Regions from separate parts of the Mus musculus genome. Here region 2 is linked to region 1. Evidence: chromatin loops called from intact Hi-C (ENCODE). Cell type or tissue: gastrocnemius. All regions are shown on one strand. Links, peaks and the distances in the headings refer to the core of each region. The heading gives the core; the rest is flanking DNA.

What was found. A loop is a pair of places that touch in the nucleus more often than their neighbours do. Peaks named below come from ENCODE experiments on the same cell type or tissue, not always from the same donor. Only the 100,000 strongest peaks of a DNase experiment are listed, where the experiment ranks them.
Region 2: a loop joins it to region 1, with 1.9 times the contacts of the local background. A loop is called at or near these places in 6 of 42 quality-filtered maps.

Annotation. Positions count from the first base shown.
Region 1 is chr14:60,901,679-60,909,402 of GRCm38, forward strand. It overlaps Mipep (mitochondrial intermediate peptidase), which reads left to right. Exons shown (of 19, transcript NM_027436.3): 19 at 1,690-1,935. The coding sequence ends at 1,787. Among named protein-coding and RNA genes, the nearest start is that of Mipep, 120 kb to the left of the region's middle. In gastrocnemius, for the core only: no CTCF peak of the experiment used is centred there; DNase peaks (open chromatin) are centred at 3,657 and 4,893.
Region 2 is chr14:61,081,323-61,089,046 of GRCm38, forward strand. No RefSeq gene overlaps it. Among named protein-coding and RNA genes, the nearest start is that of Gm41168, 28 kb to the left of the region's middle. In gastrocnemius, for the core only: a CTCF peak has its summit at 4,226 (motif pointing left); a DNase peak (open chromatin) is centred at 4,232.

The sequences.
Region 1 (7,724 bases), core at 1,278-6,277:
ACCTGGAACCCAGGGAGGGCCCTGCCCTGCTGTCCAATCAGATGTACATGCTTATGGTACCTGCCTGCATCTGGAGGGGCAGTGCAGAAGATGCTACTGCAGTGGCCTGAGACCAGGATGCTCGCACTGACCGCACAGCTGGACAAGCACAGTAGCTGCTTTCATCCGTGAGAGTTGTTTTACTGTAGAGAAGAAAATGGTGCTTCAAGTTGTACAACTAAAGGCATCATGGTGTAATTTTCTGTCCCTGTTTTCTCAAGATGGGGCTATTAAAATCTGAACCGGAAAGAATAGAAACACTTTATTTAATCTGAAGCTCAAAATGAAAATACTGTTATTGCTCTCGGCCGCACCAGCCTAGTTAGTAGACTCTGTATGTTGGGAGCAGTTTTTAAGCGCATGTGGAATGACTTCGTTCCTGTCTGTAGACCGTGAACCATCCCTGCAATCCCAGGTCTCTTCTCACTGCTGACTGCAGCCACCTCAGACATTACCCAGTGACTGTTCTTTGCCGCTCACATTGGCCCGTGGTTGTCCATACGGTCTTGTTCCTCCTGTGCCCAGTTGGGTTCCCTTTCTGGTCCCCTGCTGCTCTACTTCAGAGCCTTAAATTGTCCTCCTGAGACCTCTTCCAGCCTCACCCTGTATCCTGGACAAATTAGTATACAACAGACGCTTTTGTAGGTTTCCAGTATTGCGCTTCTCCTCTAAAAGGCACAAGTTTCAAACTAAGTGTTCTTTTAGTAATTTGTTTAATTGTTTCTTTTTATTTTTTTAAAGATTATAATTACATCACACCCCCTTCCTTTCCTCCCTCCAAACCTTTCCATATACTCTCCTTGCTCTCTTACAAATCCATGGCCTCTTTTTTTTCCACTGTTGTTACATACATATATGCATATGCATATATTTCTAAATATAACCCGTTCGATCTGTATAATGTTAACAAGGCTGGCCATTTGGTATTGGGTAATGGTAAAAATTTTTAGGCATCTGTCAGGTTCTATTGAATTGATTTAACACTAGTATAATCTGAATTGCTATCCAGTTAGAGAAGAGAACCGTCACTCTAGAATGTTTCCTCAGACCCTGTTGCCAAGGCTACTGCTACGGCACCTGTACGACTTCCTTTCTCTCCAGACCCATTCTGAATTTCACAGACGGAGAATCCATCAGTGTGTCTTATTTGTGGGGCATCTTTTGGGTACCCTCTTGGGACCGTCAGAATTTCTATGGGTCTGAGTTGTCTTCCCTTCTGATGATGAGAGATGTCTGGAGGGACCCAGATACAAGACTTCTACAAGAATTAACACCTCAGTGGGGTTGAAGTGTATAGAATGTGCTTACAATTCAACCTACTCAAAATTAAATTATCCTGGTCAACAATAACTCAAAAATTCAATCTGGTAATTCCAAGGGACAGTAATATCTACAGGAACAGAATTCTTGGGAAATGCATTTGGGCCTAAGTTACTCAGCCAGGTGCTGCTTAAAGAGTGTAATGCTTTAAAGTCACGAACAGCTCAGGTCATGGACTCCCTGTGACTTTAATGAATTGTCCTCTCATGGTGGGACTGTAGAGGCAACCTCTGGTTTAGAAGTCAGTGTCCCCCAGTGTGAAGGTGACCCTTTGTCCTGCCCCTGGTGTCTCAGGGTGCTAACGTGAGTGTCTTGATGCTCTGGTTACAGGCATGCTGCAGAAGTGTCCTTCCATCGATGACTTTGTGGATGCCCTCGTGTCTGACATGAATCTGGACTTTGAAACGTTCTTCCTGGATTCTAAATAGCAGCAGCATGGCTCCCGTGGATAAGAACCTTGTCACCAGACCCTCCAGCTAGGAAAGCTCGCTCCAGCTTCAGCGATCACTGAGGAGACATTTTCTGACAAGCCTTAAATTGACAGGACTCAGAATAAATAGTAATGTTTTAATTACACCGTGTCTCACCTGCTTGGCAATTTTAAGGATTTTTAGTGGATCTGTGAACCACAGAAGTTTCTAATTATAGAGTACCACCCTTCCCTGTGCCACCAGGGGCTGTGTCCAGACTGCAGCCATTCTGTTGATCTCTTAATTGAATGCATTAGAAACTCCACGGAATGCTAAATTGTTGCAAGTTAGGACAATCTGAAGAGTTCTTTAAAAGATCACACCTATCTTTTAAAGGAACACTAACATTTCTTAAGACCTCTATCCTAGTCTCTTGGATAGTCAGCTACAGTAACCGAGAATCCAATCCCAAGTATTGCTACTGATATAAACAGTCTTTCCAGGGTGTTTTAGACTCTACACAGACGGGTGCAGAGCAGGGAGGATTTGAACGCAGGCTTTGCTGTCTTGACTGTGAAGATAATGTTAGTGAGACATACGAGGGTCAAGACATGAGTACATAAGGAAACAGGTTCAAGCCTTGTTTGTCATTTCCCAGAAGCCACTGCTTTCCATTGGCAGCTCTGGAGTTGCTACATGTTGTTAGCATGAGGAAAGGAATCATTGCATGGACTTAGGTGGTTTTCCTGCCATTAAAGTCAAGAATTACAACTTCTCACTCCAAAGTGGTATCTGGTAGCGCCCTCTTCCTGCCTCCTGCTATGTGACCAGCCACAACAGAGGGGAGGGTCTCCCAGTCTGGGACACACTCAGCGTCCTCATACTCTAGGAGTGTCCTATAAGCTCATGAGGCCCAGAGATCTCCTCAGTGACCTGCTGTGCTGGGCCCCTTCGTGAACTACTGACCCATCTCACCCGCCATGTGCACATCCGACTCTGGATTCATGCAGAAGAGCGGTTGGCCCACTGAGGTGAGCTTCCCACAACCAGGATGGTGTAGGGTTGTCTTTCTGAGCCTCCCAATCCAAGGCTCTCTCCACACTAACCCCGGGAAGCTCCTGGGAGCCTGTTTAGAGTCTGCCAAGAGCAATCAAAGCAGGAGGAGTAGGGTTGGGCGCTGCTGGTGACTGAATGGGCTGCAGTTCCAGCGCCCTGGCAGACGTGGAGCCACATCCCACCCTGTTTATTCTCCTTATCTGATTGGATAACATAAGATCAGATCCTTGTAGGCTTGTACTCACACATGCCAGCTCTGTTCTGGGAAATGTCCTGGGAGTCATCAGCCAGCCAGCCAGCCTCAGGGCCATCAGAAGAGGTGTGTGACAGGCTCTATAGTGTCCCCAGGGTGCCAAGTCTCTGTGTCTTTATCAGTCTTGGTTTTAACAGAAGTGTGGGATAGTCAGGGGAATTTAGGCAGATTGGGGAGAGCCCCTTTAAGGGGCCTGCTTCTGGTTCCTGGAGCACTTGGCAACTGCTACAGCTAGCAACTAACCACAGGACAAAAGAGCCTGTCCGAGGGAGGAGGCTGGGAGGACCAATGGGAGGGAAGGGAAGGGATTTAGGAAAAGGGAAGGTCCTGGGGTCCCATAAAATGCCCCTTCCCCTACTCCACTTGGTTCTTGGGGCCCATCGCTTTACTTTCTCGATGCTTTGGTCTTTGCAGTTTCCAGAACTGTCCATCCCACAAACCATATATTGGTACCTCCAGATAGTCATCCCTCACCCCATAGCTATAGGGGCTCAACTGGGAATCGATGACTACCATCTCCACACCGGGATGCTATAACCGCCGTGACTGAAAAATCACGATGAAGGACTCCAGATGGATGCATGCAGCAACCCCATGGAGTGAGATGATCCCGGACTAGGATTAGCCTGTCTATGCCAGCAAATGAGTCAGGCAACTGATGGTGAGTCCTTCAGGTGTATATGTGTGGACAATTAATTTTTATTAAAAAAATAAATAAAGCCAAAGGGAAATGTATATTTTAATGACCTAGGGTATTAATTTTTTTGAAAGTCACACATCAAAGACTAGGAAAAGCACCAACACCCTAAGAATGTGATTTTATCCTTTTTCCTCTGTGTGGGATGTGTTTTAGTTTAGGTTTCTTTCTGTTTCAATTTGGACCTGTAGAGGAATGACCGTCACTGTCTTATTCTGGAGGGAAGTCCCTGATAGTGCCCCACTACACACACACACACACACATACACACACACAAATTAGGTATTAAAATATGGTTTTAAGAGTTTTAAAAATGGATTAGCAGTGATTCAATTAAAATTAGAAAAGAACAACAACAAATATGTGAGAGACTTGCCTCTCAGTGACCCCAGGCCCTGTCAGCTGATAGTGGGTGGTAACCAGACAGCCCATTTCTGTGTCGATAGATGAACTGTGGGAGAGTGACTCCAGAAAGAACCAACCAGTGAGGGGTCGAGATCATGTGCTTCCTGTTAGCAGCTTGTCCAGTATGCCACCATTGCCTAGGCCTCACTGATAATCAAGATCACTCTGCCTGACAGAGCTCTCCTCTGAGTCTTCTTCCTGACTCTGTAAGACACTCATTTTCTCCTGCTCCTTAGGTGACAGGTCTGAAAAGGTAATGTTTGGTGACAGATGATATTTCTGTGTGCTTGTCTAATTGATGAAGCATTTTCTATACCTGGCTTGGACCCACAGTTTCTGCCAGTGTCAAAAGCAGGTTGGATGGATCATGTCTAGTTTGAGAAAGGGTTCAAACGTTTAATCCCACAGTCCGTTTCAAAATCATATTATGTGGCACCATGAAATTGCACCATCTTAAGATGAACCACTTTTAAACTGGGGCCATCTACACTTAAACCTTGACTTTAAAGAAGAATCTCTTCTCTTGAGTGTTCATTTCTTCTCAGCTGTTTCAAAGTCTGGGAAATGGAGCAGAAGGTGTGCAGGAGACCTTGTGAGACATGCCTGACCTTTGCAAGGTCTCTCCTGCCCTCTGAGAATGAATCGGAGGGGAGCCTTCCGAATCAGCAGTCTTTGGCTTCCCTTCAGCAGCCTCCATGGTCACCAGTAGAAGCTTCAGTTGACAAAGCCAACTGGATTTTCTCCAAGGGGATAAATAGATGGATGCCGAAGAGGGCAGGCAGGACAGGAAGCTGGAGGGAGGAGCCTCTGGGCCACACTCTTACTGACTAGAAAGCAAAGAAGGCAAACTGTCGCTTCAGTGTCCCACTCCTGAATATTCACTGTGTCCTTCTGAAACCCAAGCCAGAGTGGAGTCTGAGTCCATCACTAAGCTTGGAAGTCAGGCCAAGTGGACCAAATGTTTTCAAGTGGAGATCAGAACTCGAAATTTTCCAAATGTGGTAAAACCAGGGTATCACTGCATAGCATCATCGCGTGAGCTGTGCCAAATCCTGCTCTTCTGTCACTGTTCCTGGGTCCCATCCAGTTTGTCATGTTTTATCACTTCTTAAATGTGTCTCTTACTAGGTTATTTCTGCGTCCCATCTAATTTTGACATGTTTGGTTTTTAAGTAACTCATAAATCAACAAATAAAAAGAAAACTGCTTACCCACAGCAAAGGAGGCAGCTCTCACGATTGCAGATCTGCAGCACAAATTGTCTTTGCCCAGTTTATGCCTGGAAGGGGGAGGGGGGCATAACAGTGGCTTGGAGCAGCCAGGAGGAGAGGGAGAAGAGAAAGCAGGATTGATATGAGGCTCTGAAATGACCTCCCAGTTACATGGCAGGCATTCCTGGAACTCTTGAGTCATCTGAGATATTTGAGGTCAGATAGATGATTCCCCCAAACAATACAGTCTCCATAGGTCACTGGCTGGTAGCATTCAATTGTTGTCAAATCTCGGAAAAGAATGAAGCCAGACCCCAGTCTAAACTTGTGAGTTGAGGTTCCAGCACAGCTTCTTAAGGTCTTACTGCTCCTTCTGCCCCCCCACCCCCCCACCCCCCGAGCTCTCCCTGTGACAATCCACCAGACAGGTTCACTGAAAGCCCAGGCCCTCCTGAGCTCTCAGCCCCATGATTAATACACAGATGCCCCTGGACTTATTATGGGGATAGACCCCAATATCCCCAATGTAAGCTAAAATGGCTTCAGCAGAAATGGCATTTAATGTACACCACCTACCCAGCATTCTCGCTTAGCCTGGCTCACCTTAAATGCTCTCAGGATACTTCATCATCATCTAACAGAGAAGCTATTTTATAATACGGTCTTGAGTGTCTCGTGTAATTTATTGACGGCAGCACTGAAGTGAAGAACGGATGGGTGCCCTTCCACTCCATGAGGAGCTGAAGTAGAGTCAAACGATGGTAAGTGGGAGAATGATGTCCCCACATTGTCACTCACTCCTAAGAACCAGTGTCTTTCTACAGAACTCAAGTCAGTTTAGGAGCTGACCATGTCTCATCTGCAGTAAAGTCCAGTTGTGTTTGTTAACATGGTGAGGGACTTAGAGAGGAATTTACCCAAGACTTCCCATGTGCTAGCCTTCAGTTCCCCCAAGCCCACAGCAAGCATCAGGGATGGGGAACGACTGTGGGGGAGGGAGACCAGTAGTCCCAAATGGTTGGTGGGAATGTGTGGGCAGAGTGCTGCTGCTCAAATCTTGGGTGGAATTTCCTGACCCCAGATCACTTATTAACTCTTTTTAGGGGGAAGTGGAGCCCTTCTTGCTTACGCTTCTCCTGTAAAGATTGAGGCCTCTAGACTATTCCTGGGAGATTGCCATCCTGATAATTGGACATTTCAAGAACCCTTGCCCTGCTGGGGTGCCTTATTCCTGAATGCCTCTTGACACAGTGACTTCTCTTTGGGGAACCCTGCATGGAATGAGGGGCAGTTACAAGAGATAGCTGAGGGAAGTCATATGACAGGTGTCTTGACAGAGGCCAGGAGTCACAAAGATGATTTTTCTTCCTCATGAACCTAGAACTCAGGTATGGGGACAAGAGCTCTTGTGGCTGCCAGGGGCTGCAGTTCCCCAGGCCTTGACAGCATCCACTTGAGCCCAGAGCATGTGCCTACCCTTCTCACAGCTCATCCAGAGTGGCTGTGACCAAGCTTCCAGGTGGCAGAGCACCCAGGAAATGTCCTTGGGAGATCTGGACAGAGGTGTCTAGGTTTTTTTGGAAAGTAGTTGATTCGTTCTGCCAGCCCCGGACTAGGAGTACAACAGGCCTAATGAGTATGATAATACCTGGCCGTGGTGGAGTCCTGTTCTGTGGACATTGGTGTGTCCCTCTGTTGTCAGTGACAAAGGAGTACTGCCCAGGGCTGCAGGGATAAACTGTCATTAAAGGCCCAGGGGACTCTGGCCTGCAGGTTCTGATGGTACAAGAAGCTGTTATGGCCAAGAACACAGCACACCTAGGTCCTGTCCAAACCCAGAAGTCTCCATGCAGAGGGTCCAGAAAGGACACACTCATCCCTAGATGCTATGACGTTACTTGCTGGGCTACCGCACACCCTGAGAACAGGTGGAAGCCTGCAGCTGGAGCCTAGGATGGAGAGGACCTTGTGTTGAAGCTCTCCGCTTAATCTTCTGCCAGCTGGATGGAAGAGAGAAGAAAGCTTTTATGATGAGTGGAGAGACAGAGAGCAAGCCTTCCAGGTCCCCGGGAGCCACCGCTGAGATATCAAGAATACAGGCCTATGAGCACAGGAGCCCTGTTCACCAAGACTCCTGACCAAACTCTAGTCTCTGATTGACTGTGTCCCTACCCCTCTGGGACCTACCTGGGATATTCTTGATCCTTATACCCTTAGTTACACAATGTGCAGTGCTTAGGAATGGGGAGTACATGTGTGCACGTGTGCACACACACACACACATACACACACTCATGCACACACTCAAGTACATATATGTGATTTTTTTTTTT
Region 2 (7,724 bases), core at 1,346-6,345, 180 kb after region 1:
AAGGAGGCAGAAGGATTGTAAGGGTAAGGATCGGATGAACAAGATGTCTGCTGTGAGATTGTGTCTCTCAGAAATGTCAGGGAAGCTGTACCCATGAAGTCTCGTCAACGTGGCTGCCTAAACAACACATGAACAACGCTGATAAAAATAGGCATGCTAACGTGGAAGGGAGAAATCTCATATGGCCTCACCCTGAGACAAAGTACAGGCAACTAAAGAATGCTGAGGGTGGGAGAGATAGCCTTCACCCGGGCAAAGCCCCCCAACTGCTTCTCCGACACCAAGTGTTCATTTCTGCAACAATATACATACAATTAACATATATAGACTGAGGAGACTGTGTTTTATATATCTAAGAATATATATGTGTGCAACAACTAAAGAAAAAGAGGCCATGAACTTGAGCGAGAACAGGGAAGGGGACATGAAGTAAGTGGCAAGGAGGAAACTGGAAGGGGGAATTATCTAATTATATACTATTTACTGAGTATTGTGGGCAATGTAAAATGAGAATGTAGGTTCTGATGGCTCTCAAGTCATGCATTTGATAAACCTAATGTGAAAATAGACTACAGAGAGGCACACGTGTATCATCACTGGAAGTGACATCCATCGCTCTCCCACCACACAGTTGCCTGTCTGTACCAGGCACTGGCATGTTTTTGCAAACTCTGTTATATTCTGTTTGTTTGGACGTTTGTTAATCTTAACAAATCTAACAACCATAAGCTCCACTTAGGTGCAATGAGAATAAATAGAGGTCAGTTAGAACTGTTCTGTCTAGCTAGCCAAATTAGCTTGAGTCAGAGCCGACCACTGGGCAGCACTTCCTGCACCTGCCCATGAGTTTGTTATGTTTTCTTCCTTTGTAAGCTGGCCTTGAGGACTGTTTGGAGCCATAGCCTCAGCCCCTGAATTCTTTTTTCCCCCTGTTTAGTTGTAGGAGTTTATTTTAAATAACCTACAGATGATTAAAGGGAAATTCATGATAAAAACAGCAGACACTTGAGGAAAGATGTGGGAGTGGACTCTGCACACACACTAAACTAACAATGCCTCTAAAACTAACGATTATTGCAAGATAAAAAGTCTTCACATTAAAAATTTTCCGTTTTTTTGTCTTTGCCTCATTTTTTTTTACACAATTACAAAAGAAAAAGTAAAAGCCCTAAAATCTTGATTATTTTCCCTTTTTGTTTTGTCTTTGTTTTTCTTGGCCCAAACGCTCATTTTCCTCTAAATTTATTGACCTGTGGAAGGTTTTATACAATAAAATCTTTCAAATGAAAGACCCGGGTTTCCAAAGAAAAAGATGGATCCCTTAAAAGGTACAAAGAATGGTCAGCGCAAAGCATGATGGGAAAATGGTTTCAGTCGCTGATTATTTCACTATCTTTAGACTCATTCGCCCTTTATCCCTCCTCAGCCTCAAGCTACAGGATCTTTAAGATCAAGAAGAAGACTTAAATATTTTAAAATAATTAAAATCAAGTCAGAAATCAAGTCAGGAAATACTTTCCCATCATGCTTTTCTGTGAATAGATGTCTGAACCAAAACAGTGCTGATGTCACAACTGCTTCAAGTGTGATGAAAATTGATTCCCATGACGACAGAATGACAGCTGTAATCAGTGTCCGAATTCTGAGCTACAGTCCTAATGGGTCAGTTTTAGAGTGTGCGTTCAATAAACTATCCCTGTCTGGCTGAGATTGGTGTTCGTGTTGTTTGTGGAGTAACTCCTGGATCCTCTCTCATAATCAAAATGTTCCCTAAGGTAGGTCATCAGCAGATGGGATGCTGGCTGATGGGATAGTGTGTTAATACAAAATATGCTCTTCGGGCGGAAGATGATGACACATGACTCTAACCCCAGCACCCAGGAGGCTGAGTCAGGAAGGCCATGAGTTTGAGGCCAGTCCCAAAACAGCTAGTGACTTTCTAAAATCAAAATAAACAAACAAAGCCTGCAAAACAAAATAAAACAAAAACCTAAGAAAAAAATTTAAGCAAGTTTGTAGCACTACATATAAACAATTTATTCATTCTATAATGACTTTAATATCCACACACACCTTGCGTGGCCCTCTACAACCTTAGATTCCAATTGGATTCCAGTTGAGATAGAAACTTTTGTTAGTAGTTTGTTTGTTTTTTCAATACTGTTTGCATGAAAAGCCTGCAGATTTTTTTCCATTAGTCCCTAAACAGAACAGCATTAAAATTATTTCCCAAGCATGTACAATTTATTAGATGTTTGGAGTCATCTCAGGATGTGTGACTTCTAAGCAAATATCACATCATTTTATGTAAGGATCTGAACCTCCTAAGCCTTTGGTTTCCACCCAAGGATCCTGAAGCCAGCCCCCATCAGTTGGCAATAAATTCTGTATTTGGTCACAACTGGTTGAAGGAATAACTTTGGGAGATGAATCAGCTTTGCATAGGCAACTGATAAAAACAGGAAGGAGCCCGAGCTATTGCTAAGAAGAGTAGAAGTTCATTTGAGAATTGAGTAATCCAAGAGACTGGGTCAAGGAGACCTTTGTTCCTCAGAAGGGCTCCTGAAATGACTGAGTATTTGTGAGGAGGGAACAGAGGAAGCAAAGGGGATGGGTTGATCAATTTGCCAGGAAGGTATTGGAACGCAGAGTTACTCTTGCTGTGATGAAATACCATGACCAAAGCAACTCGTGGAGGAAAGGATTTATTTGGCTTATACTTCCACATCGCTGTTAATCAACAAAGGAAGGTCCCTATGGCTTATTCATCCTGCTTTCTTGCAGAACCTAGGACCATCAGCCCAAGGGTGGCATGACCCACAATGGACTGGGCTCTCTCCAGTCTATCACTAATTAAGAAAATGCCTTTAGCTTGTATCAAGTTGACTTAAAACTGTATAATAGCACACAGGGTAGATGAGTTACATCTAATCCTATGTTCACCCAGTTATGCACAGTTGTAAGTAAGAGACTCTTTTACACACACACACACACACACACACACACACACACACACACACACATCCTTTAAGCATGGATCTTTCATTTTTTTAAAGTTGTCATGTATCATGAGGTAGTCCTTTCTCAGCCTCTCCTATGTCACAGAAGCATTCTTAGCAGCTAAGGAGGCCCACACCCGGCCTTCAGCCTCTGGGTTCTCCATGTTCGGAACCCTGGAGCCTGTAACCTAGAACCAAATTCTCACTTACAAAACAGGATATAAGAAGGCATCAAGGGACAGAAATTTTGCATTAAAACTCCAACTCTACCACTTAGCAGATCTCTTAGTCAAGTTTGTGGACACCCTTGGCAGTGAGCCTGCCATAGTAAAGAAAATGAAATCTGTGTCTAATGTATCCCATTTTCTCTGGTGGTTACAATCCATTCAACTTCCCCCATACCCTTGCCCATTGGGTGTTAAAACAAAACAGTGTATGTACAATTACAATCAACAAGGAAATACACTGTGGTATACAGTGTTGGGAAATTTGTCTGAGGTCACACAGAAAAATCACACAGTTCTGAAGCTGTTCAAAATTCTAGGCAAAGTTTTATTAACAGTGAGCTCTACGGCTTTGTTGCTAAGCTGTATTACCACCCCAGACCCGTGTGTGTTTAGCTCAGACTTGTCATTACCTTCAGAAAAAAGTGTGTCTTGATGTTCACCCTGAACCTTCACCCAGGACCCATTCCATGGTCTAGTATCTCCAAGCAATAGCAGCAGTAGTAACTTGTATCTAAACGGCTATGATTTCATCTCTAGAAACAAGGACAGAAGGCAAGGTGGGATATCGAAGCCTAGCATACAGACCCAGCAAATTCGGAGGCCCCGACTGAATCCTGAACCTACCAAATGGAGAAGAGGGGAGTGGCGTTCAGGGACTCAAGTCACTGACTGCCTTTCCCCCTTGGGAATGTCTAAGGATATAGGGGCACTTGTGGAGCAAACTTTAAGAACAGAGGGAGGGAGACAGGGCCAGCAAATAGCAAATCTGAGATTGTCAAAATGGATTAGCTGTTAACCAAATACATTAAACTGGAAAGGAGTAAGGTGTACAGAAAAGGGGATCCATGCTGAAAGTGGCACCCATCGGTATTGACTGCAGAGGTCAGCCATCTGTGCTTCTGGAAGCAGTGACCTCAGGGTAGCAGGGGCAGCCACATCAGAAGTCCTGGTTGTTGGTCTTGGGATCATATCCTGTGGTATGCTTTTTGCACCACCTGCTGGCAAAGAATTGTGCTCCCAGCTCTCACCAAAGGGAAGGCCATGGGACACTGGCAAGCAAGATCCAGGGAGATGGAAATCCCTGCTGTTGGTGTTGTGGTTGGTCAGCAACACCTGGCTCTTCGCTATCCCTTGCTAGCGTGTTTTCTGCAGTGCCTGCTAACCTGTACAGGTTTTCTTTCTGAAACTGTCCCAGCATCGTGAGGTCACCCAGGTAGAGATCAATAGGAAAGGGAACCTTGCTTTCAGTGGCTTGGAGAAGCGCCTATTTAGAATCTACAAAACAGGATGCTTCCTGGTAAGTGGCAGGTGCACTATTCATGCGTTTGTTGGTGTGTAGCAGGGAACTGTTCTAGGTTTTTCTTGACATAGTAACTTCTGGGACAATCCAAAAATACTGTGCTCAACTCAGGGTCTTTGAAAGGGTTTTTCTGGGTGAAGTTTCAGAGTGTATACTGAAACCCTTGTTTTTCCTGAAACGATGAAAAGTCTGAGCTAAGTCCCCAGGAGGCTGAGATGAGACCATAGCTCAGAGGTAGAGCACTGCTGGGGTCTGCGCCAGGCTCTGAGTTCCATCGCTAGCACCACAGACACATAAATAACAATGACGATAATAATCAGAAAGTAAAATCCACAGAGATTCAACCAATGTCCACCCTTTGATGTTCTACGGCTAGAGACCCCGGCTGGGGACTACACATATCAACAGAGCACAGCCTTCCTCCTTTTCCTGCTTGCTTGTTTGCTCGTTTTTGAGACAAGGTCTCATGTATCCCACAATGACCTTGAACCCACCGTGTAGCAGAGCATGATTTTGAACTTATGAACTTCCTGTGTCCGCATCTTAAGTGCTAGGGTCAAAAGCATGTGTGCCCACGATTTGTTTATAGGATGCTGAGGACCAAATATAGGGCTCTGAATGTGCCAGGCAGTCACTCCACCAACCGAGCTACACCCGGTGGTCCTCAAGAAATGTCTTATAAGTAAATATGATGGGACGGAAGCACCTTTTAAAAATTGCCATATTATAAATGGGGAAATGAAAAGGAGGGGGTTTTAGCTGCTGAAGAGGTCAATACAGGAGGATAGGGAGAAAGGAAGATAAATAAGACCAAAGATGTTTGAAAAGCCAAAGGAATCAATATTTTATGTTTACCTTAAATAGCATATGATACATTCAAGTGTATATGTACCCAGCTTAGATGATGTCATGGCACTTGGAGTGATCATTCTCCCCATACAAGGCTTAGACTCTGTACTAGAAACCCCAGTGCCAAGCTTGAGAACATCCTTTCAAGTTGTTCATCATGGAAATGGATTCAAGAGACTTATTTATTTATAAGATTTGTTTATTTTATGTATATGAGTACATTGTAGGTATCTTCAAACACACCAGAAGGGGGCATTGGGTCCCGTTACAGATGGTTGCTGGAAACTGAACTCTGAGCCATCTCTTCAGTCCTCAAGAAACTCTTAAAACCATATAGGCCATTGTGTCCCATTCTCCTTGGCAGGCACAGAACAGAGCAGAGCTGCTCAAAAGGAGCCTAGGATCTTGGGTCCTCATTCTTTTAAACCAAACTTCTGTTCTTTCCTTATTTTTTTTTCTAACAAAATTATTTCCCCAGACTCAAATTCCTGTGTGTTTACATTGTTCTCATCTTCCTGAATACAGGCAGAGTGTCTTAACATGAGGACCAGGGAGAGAGAGTGTCCTGTCTTTTGCCATGGTCACCTTAACTGTACTCTGCACAGAAGCTGAGACTGTTAGGCACTGGTCTACACACATTTTGGATGTAGAACATCATCTTCACTGGGAAATGACAACCCCCTGCTTGCCATTTTAAAGTGAAACCTGGGCAGATAGCAAGGGCTTCAAAGAAGCCAGTGCCAGGCTGTGCCCTGGAAGCTCCCCAGAGAAAGAAAGACACCTTCTGTGCTTCGTGGTACCATACACGCCTAGCAAGATGTTTTTCAGATCTACCTATGAATCAGATGTGCCAATGGATACTGAGGACGGCTATTGTGAAGTGAGCTAGCCATGGCAGATACCGCTTCCTTCCGGAATGTGACTTTGGGTCCACCGCAATTCTGCCTCGAGGAAGGCATGTCTTTGTAAATAAAGATTTTGGTATGAAAGCTGACAGTATTTCCAGATCCCTTACAACAAATATGAGAGGTGCAATGAGGCTGAAAATCTTAATTGTTTTCTGACACACATGGTAAGGAAATACATGGGATCTATTTTCTCTGAAAATTAACATTTTATTTTTCTGGCCAATTGGGAACTCCATGATCAAATAAAATCCTAAACGTTTTTAAGTGAACGAAAAACTTGAGGAAGGCCATGCAAAATAATTCCAACTGTTTTTTTTCCAAAATATGGACATTCTGAATAGTGGCTGTGATCAAGAAAAAGTGAGCCTGCAGCCAGCTGACTGATACACTTGCATAAGAAATGAGATGGGGAATTTGGATGATCTGTCAGCAACCTGTAAAGAAAGCATATATCTTTTTCCTGGGGTTATATCTGGCTACTTGAGTCTGCGGCCAGTCAGTGGAATATAGTTAGTTCCACCTGGCATGTTTTCCCTTCAAGAACACATTCCTTATCTTATGAATACTTGGCTGCTCTTTTCATTTTTGATGTTTTAAAAAATGGCATTCCTTTCTTCTCTGGGTTTGGATCTGGTTGGCTTCCAGAAATGCGTTCTACCGACTGTGAAGATGGGACAGGGCAGGCTGAGCGGTTGCTTTGTTCCAGCAGTGGGCTCTCAGGCTGTAGGCATCAGCCGCAGTACCACATGGGCCTTTCCCACAAACCCCTGAGGATCGTGCAGCTTCCCTGGTGGTGGAGGACACCTGGTGGAGTTCTGCCTGCAAGAGCACACTTGGCATCTGATGATATCCAGCACAACACAGCCCCCAGAGATGCTCGCCTCCCGCTCTGCTCTGGCCTTATTTGCTACAGTATTCCATGACAAAGGCCCCGGTTTGTGCTTTGTAACTTGTGATATCAGAATCTAAGTCTTTGATTATAAACGTTTGACTTTCCGTGTTTATAATTTAAAAGACAAAAACAAGCTTCAGGAATCATTGCAGCCCGTGGTGCATTGGATGCTATGACTGTGGTTTTAATGCCTTTATTAAGGAGGAACAAGGCAGTCATCTGTAATCGTTTAACTGTAAGACCACTTTCTTCCAAACTCAAAGCAATATAATTTTTCATACAAAATTTTCAAGCAACTTAATGAAAGTGGGGGTTCATCTCATTGGTCAAGATGATGCTCAGAGTGCACATTTCTCTTGCTCTCTTCAGGTCTACGGCTAGTCCACTAGCCAGGGACACCAACCACACTATGGCTATATAATAGCATCAAGAAAATCAGTGTGAAACCTACCTGATCATTGGTAAAGGCTTGAAACTTTCTGTTATGTTTTTATTATTACGACATCATTATTATTGTTGTTGTTATTATTCAGGCTCTCTCTATATAGT